Regions from separate parts of the Homo sapiens genome. Here region 2 is linked to region 1. Evidence: read pairs that join two places in POLR2A ChIA-PET (ENCODE). Cell type or tissue: IMR-90. All regions are shown on one strand. Links, peaks and the distances in the headings refer to the core of each region. The heading gives the core; the rest is flanking DNA.

What was found. Peaks named below come from ENCODE experiments on the same cell type or tissue, not always from the same donor. Only the 100,000 strongest peaks of a DNase experiment are listed, where the experiment ranks them.
Region 2: POLR2A ChIA-PET joins it to region 1 with 5 read pairs; 1 of 35 experiments calls an interaction of 5 or more read pairs at or near these places.

The regions. Positions count from the first base shown.
Region 1 is chr15:50,161,869-50,169,959 of GRCh38, reverse strand. It overlaps a transcript of ATP8B4 not described here. Among named protein-coding and RNA genes, the nearest start is that of SLC27A2, 16 kb to the left of the region's middle. In IMR-90, for the core only: no CTCF peak of the experiment used is centred there; a DNase peak (open chromatin) is centred at 3,569; H3K27ac peaks cover 675 bases.
Region 2 is chr15:48,446,028-48,450,113 of GRCh38, reverse strand. It overlaps FBN1 (fibrillin 1), which reads left to right. Exons shown (of 66, transcript NM_000138.5): 46 at 1,221-1,346; 47 at 3,292-3,408. Among named protein-coding and RNA genes, the nearest start is that of DUT-AS1, 120 kb to the right of the region's middle. In IMR-90, for the core only: no CTCF peak of the experiment used is centred there; DNase peaks (open chromatin) are centred at 173 and 2,283; H3K27ac peaks cover 219 bases.

The DNA of each region.
Region 1 (8,091 bases), core at 1,781-5,780:
ATTCGAAGACCATGTCTTTGAGCTCTGAATTTCTTTTTCTTTCTTGTTCACTTCTATTGCTGAGACTTTCCAGAGCATTTCACATTTCTAAAAGTATGTCCAAACTTTCCTGAATATTTGATTGTTTTTTCTTTAAGCTATCTATTTCTATAAATAATTCTCCCTTCACTTCTTGTATCATTTTTTGAATTTCCATGCATTGGGCTTTGTCTTTCTCTGGTCCCTCCCAGATTAGCTTAATAACTAACCTCCTGAATTATTTTTCAGGCAAATCAGGGATTTCTTCTTGGTTTGGATTCATTGCTGGTGAACTAGTGTGATCTTTTGGGGATGTTGACGAGCCTTGGTTTGTCATATTACCAGGGTTGGTTTTCTGATTCCTTCTCATTTGGGTAGGCTCTGTCAGAGGGAAGGTCTAGGGCTGAAGGGTGTTGTTCAGAATTTTTTGTCCCACAGGGTGTTCCCTTGATATAGTACTCTCCCCTTTTCCTATGGATGTGGCTCCTGTGAGCTGAACTGCAGTGATTGTTTTCTGTCTTCTGGGTCTCACCACCCAGTGAGTCTACCTGACTCCGGGCTGGTACTGGTGGTTGTCCACACAGAGTCCTGTGATGTGAACCGTCTATGGGTCTCTCAGCCGTGAATACCAGCACCTGTTCTAGTGGAGGTGGTGGAGGCTGCAATGGACTCCATGAGTGTCCTTAGCTTTGGTGGTTTAGTACTCTATTTTTGTGCTGGTTGGCGTTTTGCCAGGAGGTGGCACTTTCCAGGAAGCATCAGCTGTAGTAGTGTGGAGACGGACTGGTGGTGGGCAGGGCCCTAGAACTCCCAAGATTATAGGCCGTTTTTCTTCCACTACCAGAGTGGATAGGGAAGGACCATCAGATGGGGGTGGGGCTAGGCCTGTCTGAGCTCAGACTCTCCTTGGGCGGGTCTTGCTGTGGCTGCTGTTGAGGATGGGGGTGAGATTCCCAGGTCACTGAAGCTGTGTACCTAAGAGGATTATGGCTGCCTCTGCTGAGTCATGCAGGTTGTCAGGGAAGTCGGGGAAAGCCAGCAGTCACAGGCCTTACCCAGCTCCCAGGCCACCTGAAGGGCTGGTCTCACTCCCACCATACCCCACCAACGGCCCCAAGTCTGTTTCCAGGAGGAGGGCGAGAGGGGCTTGAAAAGTTGCCTGAGGCTTTCCACCTACCAGCTGCAAGAGAAAAGGGCTTTAGTCCTTCCCTGACCTGTGAAGTCTACATGCCTGTTTCGTGCCCTCCTCTTGAGTTCTGGCCAGGAGGCTTTTCACTCCATTCAAATTGTCACAAAGTTTAACTAGAGAATTCCTTCTCCCTGTGGACTTTTACCCCCTGCTCCTCTGTTCACCCTCCTGATGGATCTCTTTGGTGTCAGGCAGGAATGGGCTGCTTGAGGGCCCAGCGAGCTCCCAGGGCCTTTCTGCTGCTTTCTCTACCCCTGTATTTCACTCGGCTCTCCAAATTGACTCAGCTTCAAGTAACCTCGGAAACCTCTTCCACAAACAGACCTTCAGCTTCTGCAGTGGGGGTGTGTGTTTGAGAGAGGAGGGTCTACCTTTCCCACTTCTGCAGTTGGGGCACTCACAGTATTTGTGGTGTCTCTGTGGTCCTGCAGGAGCAGTCTACTTCCTTCAGAGGGTCTGTGGGTCCTCTTGGGATTGTTGGTTTGTTCTTGCAGTCGCTCTGGAGCTAAAATTCGCAATGCGAGCCTTCGCATGCTGCTCTGTTGGGAGCTCCCAGTCACAATGTACTCTTCATTCCCGAATGTGTTGGTTAATTCTTTACTACTTAGGTCCTTTACTTCTTTGTTTCCTTCTCTTGTAATATCTTTTCTTCTTATTCAATTCTTAAATGTAAGTTTCCTAGCATTATGTCTTCTACTTCAGCTTTTTATTGTTTTTCTATCTAGTTGATCTCATTTATTCCTATGGAATTGAGTGCCACCTGTATGCTGAGGAATTGTAAATATTCAGCCCAAATATGTCTGCTGAGTTCTAGATCTGATTTAATTATGGCCTACCGAGCACCTCCAGATGAATCCATTCCTTTATTTACTCACATATTAATGTATTCATTTGCTGTTTATTTAAAGTATACTATGTACAGATTACTTCACATTGAAGCATGTGGGACAAACATTATTCCCATTTTTTGGTAAGGGAATTGAAACTCAGGGAGATTAACCAACTTGCTTAAAGCCACACACAGCAAGTCAATTGTGAAGCAAGGACTATAACCCAAATTTTCTGATTCCTAGTTAAGTGCTGATATGCTAAGTGTAGTGGATCAAATGTGTCTCGCGCTGCCCTCCAAAAAAAGATGTGTATACCCAGAGCCTGTGAATGTGACATTATTTGAAAAAATGTGTTTTTGCAGATATCATTAAGCTAAGGATCTTGAGACAGGATCATTCTGGGTTAGGCTGGGCCCTAAATTCAATGACAGATGTCCTTAGAAGAGAAAAGAGACAGAGAAGAGAAGGCAATGAGAAGATGGAGGCAGAGATTGAAGTGCTATTTCTACAAGCCAAGGAATGTCAAAAGTTGCTAGCAGGCACTAAAAGGTATGAGAGAGGCCTGGAATGGATTCTCCCTCAGAGTGTTCAGAAGGAATCAACTCTGCTGACACCTTGACTTTGGACTTTTGTCCTCCAGAACTGTGAGACAATAAATTTCTGTTGTTTTAAGACATCAAGTTTATGGTGATTTGTTACAGTAGCCCTAGGAAACTAATATGCTAAACCACATTGTGTTTCAAATAAATTGGGATTTTGACTTCAAAACTAGGATGCACAATGGTGAAAAAAAGTCCAGTAGTTGACAAAATAGAAAAAAGTACAAGGACCTAAAGTAGGCTGTAACTATTTCACTGAAACAGTGAGAATCCTCATGTAATTGGCCTCATGGTGAGTAAAATTGTGATCTGGGAATTAAACATTTCCATGGAGTTCAGGGTCAGCTTGTTGACCCAGAATCTCAAATTAACGGATCACTTACTGTTGTGGTAATTCAGCTTTTTTCTATTGCTGTTTTGTTGATCCTGCCACAAATTTCACCCTCAGTACTATGAAACATTCCAACCCCCAACCCCCCATGCATGGATTCTGCGTAATCAGGTGTTCTATTGGCTTATGGCATGTGATTACCTCCTTCTCCCTGCAAATCTTTCTGCTTTGGCTCCCTGTAGACTCAACTGTGTTCCCAGTTTTCTAGGTCATATTCTTGAGATAACAAATCTGGTAGCCCAGACAATCACCCACATACATGATTGTGTAGAATGCTGAGGTTTCTGTCCAGCCATTAGACTATTGTACTCAAGTAAGATGCATGGTCCTGGTCCAGTCAGCTGTGTGCATTCCTGGAGGTGGATGGAAGTGGAAATAGGGAAGGTAGTTGGGTTTCCTTATTCAAAACATCGTCACTATAAATAAGGCACTCACCAGTAGAGGGTTGGCAGTTTCCCTCTACAGGAGCTTATTTCCTGCTTTGTTAAGATATTATTCTCTCTGATGACTACATACAGCAGTCATGAATAGCTACTTTCTATTGCTAATGAATTATGATGTAATTTAGTGCTTACTTGTGTGGCAAGATTATATCTTGAAGAATTTATGGAGATTCAAATTTTTGTCTGATGACATTTTCCTCCTGCTGGAGGAATTTCCCCTAACATTTCTTGTACTGGAGATCTGCTGGCAATTAATTTTTTCATCTTTGTTTTCTGATAAAGTCTTTATCTTTCATTTTTGAATAGTATTTTCACTGAGTATAGAATTCTATGATAGGTTTTATTCTTTGGTACTTTCAAGATATCACTCTATTGTCTTGTGACTTACAGAGTTTCAGACTGCTGTAATTCTTATATTTGTTCTTTATTCCTGATTGTTTTCAAGATTTTCCCTTTATCTAATTTTCAGCAGTTAGATGAGGTGTGTGTGTGTGTGTGTGTGTGTGTGTGTGTGTGTGTTCTCTGGGATTCTCTGAGCTTTCAGATCTATGGTTTGATATCTTTTATATCTTTGGAAAAATTTGGGGTCATTATCTTTTCAAATTTTTTATCTGTTCTGTTATCTCTCTTCTCTCTCTTTGACTCCAGTTTGTGTTGAGTCATTTGATATTGCTCAACAGTTTTTACATGAACATTTTTTATTTGCTTTTTTCTTTCTGTGTTTCAATTTTGATAATTTTAAACCTACATTCAATTGACTGAGATTTCCACCTCAGCTTTGATAACTAACTCTAAGTAATTCTTCATTTATGATATTGTGCTTCTTTACTTCCAGAATTTCCATATGACCCCCCTTTTTATTTTTACCATTTCATCTCTGTTGATGTTTCCTCATCTTCTCACACATGTTGTTGACTTTTTCAACTAGATCCTTTAAAAACTTTTTTATTTAGGGGGAGGAGATAGAGCAAGATGACCAAAGAGAAGCCTCCAGTGATTGCCCCCACCATCCCCCACCAGGAACACCAAATTGAGCAGCTATCCACACAAAAGAAACATGTTCATAAGAAAAACAAAAAAACCAGGTGAGTGAACACAGTACCTCACTGTGTTTTAACATCATATTAACGGAAGAGGGGCTGGTCGTGGTGGCTCATGCCTATAATCCCAGCACTTTGGGAGGCTGAGGCGGGCAGATCACTGGAGGTCAAGAGTTCGAGACCAGCCTAGCCAACAGGGTAAAACCCCATCTCTACTAAAAATACAAAAATTAGCTGGGGGCTGTGGTGGTGGGTACCTGTAATCCCAGCTACTTGAGAGGCTGAGGCAGGAGAATTGCTTGAACCTGGGAGACAGAGGTTTCAGTAAGCCAAGATCGTTCCGCTGGACTTCAGCATGGGTAACAGAGCGAGACTCCATCTCCCCAAAAAAAAAGAAAAAAAAAGGAAAGAGGTATTGAAGAGGGTAGGAAAGACACTCTTGAAACTCTTGAATTGCCTACACAACCCTTCCCAAATACCCTGGCAGAAGCCTTATGGCATGGAGAAAGAGTCTATGTGCTTGGGAGGAGAGCACAGTGATTGTAGGACTTTGCATTGGAACTCAGGACTGTCCTTTCACAATGGAAAGCAACATTTGACAGAATTCAGCTGCTGCCCATGAAGAGAGTGTTAAGACCAGCCATAGCCAGAGGTGAATCTCCCATCTCAATGGTCAGAGTCTGAGTTCTGGAAGCCCGTCACCATGGGCTAAAGTGATGTAGAGTCCTAAATAAACTTGAAAGGTCATCTAGACCACAGGGACTGCAATTCCTGGACAAGTCCTGGTACTGTCCTGGGCTTAGAGCCAGTGGACTTTGGGTACACATGACCTGGTGAGACACCAGCTGGAGCAGCCAAGGGAGTACTTGCTTCATCCCTCCCTCAACCCCAGGCAGTACAGTAGAGAGATTGTTTGAGGAGAGAAGAGGGGAGAGTAAAGAAGACTTCATCTTACCAGCTCAGCCACAGTGAAATAAGACACAGGCAGGGACCTGAGGTCCCCATTCTAGGCCCTAGCTCCCAGATGACACTTCTAGACATGCTCTGGGCCAGAAGAGAATTGATACCTTGAAGGGAAAAATCTCATCTTGGCAGGATTCATCACCTGAGACTAAAGAGCCCTAGGTCCCTGAATAAACAGCAGTGGTAGCCAGACGGTATTTGCTGTGGGCCTTGGGTGAGACTCAGAAATATGTTGGCTTCAGGTGTAACCCAACACATTCCCCTGTGGTGGCTACAGAGAGAGACTCATTCTGTTTGAGGGAAAAAATGTGATGAGTAAAGGGAGCTTTGTCTTGTAGCTTGAGTACCAGCTCAGCCACAGTGGGGATAGAGCGCCAAGCAGGCTCCTGGGGTCCCTGACTCCAGGCATTGGCTCCTGAACAACATTCTTGGACCTGCCCTGGGCCACAGGGGAGCCCACTGCCCAGAAGAGAGACTCAGGCCTGGCAGCATTCACCACAAGCTGACTGAGGAGCCCTTGGACCTTGAGAGAACACTGGAAGTAGCCAGGCAGTACTTTCCATGAGCCTGAGACAGTGGTGGCCATGGGGAGAGACTCTTCTGCTTAAGAAAAGGGGAAGGAAGAAGGGGAAGGACTTTGTCTTGCAGCTTGGGTGCCAGCTCAACCATGGTAGAATAGAGTACCAAGTAGATTTCTAAGGTTCCTGACTTTAGGTCCTGGTTCCTGAACAGCATCTTGACCCACTGAGGGCTAGGGGGATCTTGTAGCCCTGAAAGGAAAGATACAAGCAAGGCTGGATTCACCATCTGCTGATTGTAGAGCCCTTCAGCCTTCAGTAAACATAAGCAATAGCCAGGCAGTTGTCACCATAGGCCTTGGGTGACACCCAGTGCTGTGCTGGCTTTGGGACCAACCCAGTTCAGTCTCTGTGGTGGTGGCCACTGGGGTGCTTGTGTCACCTTTCACTCAGCTACAGGCAACTCAGCTGAGTGAGACAAACTCCATTTGTTTGGGGAAAAGTAAAGAAATAGAACAAGTGTATCTGCCTGGTAATCTAGGGGATCTCCTAAATCTTACCAAGACCACCAAGGCAGTATCTGTATGAGTCTGCAAGAGTCACAACGTTACTGGGCTTGGGGTGCCCCCAATGCAGATATAGCTGCAGTTACCAAAGACTTAGATCACAATACCCAAGTGCCTTGGAATACTTGGAAAGCCTTCCCAAGAAGGACAGGTACAAACAAATCCAGGCCATGAAGACTACAATAAATACCTAACTCTTCAATGCCTAGTCACTGACAAACTCCACAAGCATCTGAAACATCCAGAAAAATGACCACATCAAATGAACTTAATAAGGCACTAGTGACCGACCCTGGAGAGATGGAGATATGTGACCTTTCAGACAGAAAAGACAAAATAACTGTTTTGAGAAACCTTAATGGAATTCAAGATAACACAGGGAAGGAATTCAGAATCCTATCAGATAAATTTTAACAAAGAGATTGAAATGATTAAAAAGAAGCAGAAATTTTGAATCTGAAAAATGCAATTGACATACTGAAGAATACATCAGAGTCTCTTAACAGCAGACTTGATCAAGCAGAATAAAGAATTAGTTAGCTTGAAGGCAGGCAATTTGAAAATACACAGAGGAAACAAGAAAAAAAACAAAAAAGAGGCCGGGCGCGGTGGCTCACGCCTGTAATTCCAGCACTTTGGGAAGCAGAGGCGGGTGGATCATGAGGTCAGGAGATCGAGACCATCCTGGCTAACACAGTGAAACCCCGCCTCTACTAAAAATACAAAAAATTAGCCGGGCGTGGTGGCGGGCGCCTGTAGTCCCAGCTACTTGGGAGGCTGAGGCAGGAGAATGGCGTGAACCTGGGAGGCGGAGCTTGCAGTGAGCTGAGATCGCGCCACTGCACTCCAGCCTGGGCGACAGAGCGAGACTCCATCTAAAAAAGAAAAAAACAAAAAAGAATAAAACTTGCCTATAAGATATAGAAAATAGCCTCAAAAGGGCAAATCTAAGAGTCATTGGTCTCAAAGAGGAGATAGAGAGATTGTACTGGAATGTTTATTCAAGGGAGAAATAACAGAAAAATTTCCGTATTTGGGGAAATATATTAATAAAGTATAAGTAGATATTAATAAAGTATATATATAAATAAAGATATTAATAAAGTATAAGAAGGTTATAGAACACCAAGCAGATTTAACTCAGAGAAGACTACCTCAAGGCATGTAATAATCAGACTTCAAAGGTCAAGGATAAAGAAAGGATCCTAAAAGCAGCAAGAGAAAAGAAGCATACAAGAAAAGTAACATACAAGAAAGCTCCAATACATCTGGTAGCAGACTTTTCAGTGGAAACTTTATAGGCCAGGAGAAAGTGGCATGACATATTTAAAGTGCTGAAGGTAAAAAAAATTTTTATCCTAGAATAGTATATCCAGTGAAAATATCCTTCAAGCATAAAAAAGAAAGACTTCAAGACAAACTAATGCTGAGAGACTTCATCAACCCAAGACCTGTCCTCCAAGAAATGCTAAAAGGAGTTCTTCAATCTGAAAGAAAAGAACATTAATGAGATTAAAAAATGATTAAGAAATCA
Region 2 (4,086 bases), core at 87-4,086, 1.7 Mb after region 1:
CAAAAGGGAATAATCATAATTTGTTAAATAGCATTTCTGCATAGGCTAGTAGTAGTTCCTAAGCTGCTCTATTTCAATTTCCCCTCATAATGATATACTCCACTTCACTTGGAACTTCTAAATGGTATGATGATTCATCTACTAAATAGGAGATAACCATAACAGTGGCATCCCGGACACATGAAATGGAGGAGATGTCCATGATTCTGGCACAGGGAGGGTTGCTGTGTGCAGCAAAAAGTGTCCATTCATGATTACTGTGTTCTGAGTAGACATTGCAGGCAAACGGCAAGTCTGGATTATTTAACTAAGAGCGAAATGCCATCTGCCCTACAGCATCTGCAGCAAAGATGACACTCCATTTGCTTTCTTCTGTGACAGTAGGAAAATCAGAATGGCACAGTGCTCTTCAAAGTACATTTACTCTAAACATAGAGCTTTAAAAAATTAGAGACGTAAGTTGGCATATAATTATGTCATATGTGAATTCATGCATTAAATTCTGCCCCTCAGATAATCAGATTTCAGGAAAGCAACAAAGATTCAGTTGATGATAAATATAATTTAGAACTTAAAGACTGGCAGAAGCAAGATGAGAGGGCTTCCTTTTGAATGGATGAGAGTAAAAAGAAAGAGACAGTGTTCAGGTTGTCACATGCTAAAAGGAGCCCTGTGTAGACGTGAATACTTGGTGAAGATGGAACAAAAAGTTACAGGCATAAGACAAAACAAAGAGATGCAACTTGAACAAGCAGCCATGTAGGTTGTCCATCAAGAAAAACTTAATCTTAGTCATAGGATTTGACTTTGATATAAATTTACAAAGGAAGCCATGAACTATCCATGACTTAAGGCACCAAATCTTAACTAGACAAAATACTTCAATTAATTCCACAGTCTGTGGTGCTGCGTAGGCCGATAATCAAACAGAAAATCCTCCCGGCTTGAATCCCCCCATTTTACTTCTAAGTTTTCTCATCTTTCAGAATATTTTTTGATTACTTACCCTTATTTTTTATTGTGTCAAGTATTGTTAACATACTCTGACTATGCCTGGTAAATGAGAGTAAGTTTTAATCCATTTTGATGCAAAAATAAATATATCTGTTTCACTAACTTAGTTTAGAGCTAGGATTACTCCTGAGAATGATAGCTAGAAGTAAGTTATTCAATTATATTTTGTCTTCTAAGTTCTCACTTAAGATGCTTCTTATTTACAGATCGTAATGAATGTCAAGAAATCCCCAATATATGCAGTCATGGGCAGTGCATTGACACAGTTGGAAGCTTTTATTGCCTTTGCCACACTGGTTTTAAAACAAATGATGACCAAACCATGTGCTTGGGTAAGTATGCAATTATTATTATTTTTTTCATATGCTGTTGAAAGCTTCATTTGATTCTAAATATGGATAAAATTTAATACTAAGTCTTTTAGTAGTATTTTTGCTATATACAAAATAAAAACACAGACAGATATGCAGCAGTGATATCCTATTTAATCTTTGGCAATCTGAACATGATAAACCTCTTCCTTTGTTATTCATTTGGCTGTCAGTTTAGAAAAAATTGACTAAGGGGTAAATTGAAAAAGATATTAATACAAAAATATTAATGTTAATAGGCTATTATTCATATGTAATATTGATGTGGATTTTCTTTTGAGTTTTTGAGTGTGAGATGACCATTTTTTTGGAAGGGTTTATAGTGTGTACCAGATTCTCAAAGGCAAATTTATAAATCCTACAAAGGCAAAGAAAAGTTAATCATTTTTCTAGAGGAAAAAGAGCTCAGGATTTTAAATCTCTTTCCTGATTTCTCTATTATCAGGATGCTGATTTAGAATAAACTTCAGTGTGTAATGAATCATTTTCTTCTTTTCCTTCCTTTATTTTTCTACTTTAAAGCAATACCATTAAGTCTTTTTGGGACATTAAGAACATAAATCAGATTCACAGCTGAAAGAACAATTAATATAGTAATGTTTAAGTCCTTGACTTTGGCTATGACTGGGTTCATCCATTTGGGAACATTTCTCATAAAGTTGTATCTTCTCCAGAGTAATGACAAGAGCACTGACAGCCCTACTCATCACTGGGCAGCTAACCTGTGTAAAAGCTATGATGATCCTGCCCAACTTTCTTTCTACATCTCTCATCTGAATTTTCTGGAGCCCCCTAACATAGAACCTTCCCAACCAAAGAACTTCACCAGTTTGGCTAAAAATGAATCAAGGCAAAAATTCTTGATTACTAGCAATGACTCATCTGGGTGTAGTCTTCAACCACAGACACACATTAGAGTCCCTTTGGGTTAGCAATAGCTTCCTGATTCAGGAATCACAGATCATTTATCTTCATGTCCAAAATGTGAAAAGAAAGGGAATCCTAGCTCTAATCATTACATTTTGCTATTCTCCGTTGTTACCTTCCACTCTCTCTCTCTCTCATTTCATCCTTGTCCCTCTTCATGGTGCCTCATTCTTTCAAACCAGCAGTAACAACTTTCTTTCATTAAATTTTTTATTACTTCCTCCTTAATATAATGTGCATCTACTCTTTATAAGAAATATGCTAGCTGCTGTGATGAGATGCAAAGACATATAAGATGTCAGAGTAGCTTTACAAAATCATCAGAGAAAAGTACGGACCAATCAAAAGGCGAATAAGAATGCAAGCATGTATGAAAAGAACAAATTAAGTGCCATCTCTTTGGGGTAGTTTAGAAAAGTGAGAGAAGTCATCATTGGTGGAAGTTGTTCTATGTTTTTATGGGTGTAGGGAAAAAGGAAAAGTTGTCTGAAATGACAGGTGAGCTAGAAAGCTGAGTTATTTTGTTGCTGATTGTGGGGTAATGCCAGGTGAGTCACTGCTTTTTGGTAAACTGGAGTGAGAATCTTGAAGGTTGAAGTTTGCCAAAGGTGGCAACACCTCAAGACCCAGATGCACACAGAGTTTTTTCCATTTTCAAGTGAAAATATTTGAGAAAAGTGGCAAGGGTGGAGAATTCTAGAAGTAAATAGAATAAAATAATTCTTGTTCAGGTCTCATGTCCTTAGCTTGCCTCCTTTCACTGGCCAGCCAAGGAAACCATTTATTCCCAAGATTTAGAGCTTTGCCGCTGCCTGGTATCTTGCAGGGATGACTGCTGCTGGAGCTGATACCAACATCAAGAAGTTCTCAGCCTATGGATGAGGCCTGGTGAACCCTAAAATGCTCTTTAGCCACTGTAACCGTGTAACCACTTTTTCTACTTATAATTATGTTTCTTTATGGCCTTTCTTCCTACTAGACATAAATGAATGTGAAAGAGATGCCTGTGGGAATGGAACTTGCCGGAACACAATTGGTTCCTTCAACTGCCGCTGCAATCATGGTTTCATCCTTTCTCACAACAATGACTGTATAGGTGCGTGTGCAAAATTGTGCATCAGCAAAGGAAGTCAGTTTTATATGTGTTCTTTGTAATTAGCATCATCTCTAGTGTTCCAGCTGTCTTTTAAAAATGTATGCTATCTTATGCATAACAATTGGTTATGGGACTTGTCAAATACAATGTGCTCAACATGAAATATATTACAGAAGTCTCCCCTTATCCGTGAGGGATACATTCTGAGACCCCCAGCAGATGCCTGAAACCACAGATAGTACTGAACCCTCTATATACCATGTTTTTTCCTACACATACATACCTAAAGTTTAATTTATAAATTAGGCATGGTAATAGATTAACATCAATAACTAATAAGAAAATAGAACAATTATAACAGTATACTGTAATAAAAGTTATATGACTGTACTTTCTTGTGCACTGTCTCTCTCTCTCTCAAAATATTTTATTGTACTATACTCACCTATTTTTGGGTAGCAGCTGACCTTGGATAACTGAACCCCCAGAAAGCAAAACCATAGATAAGAGGGAACCACTGTAACTATATCCATTACTTTTATTAAAATGCTTATTAGCAGCTATAATTTTTATGTCTACTTTGCTGTAAATTAAATAAATTTCAAAATAAATGGAATTAGATTAAGCCAAAAAATTTTTAAATATACAAAAGTGATTCTTTGTATAGAAATTATATGA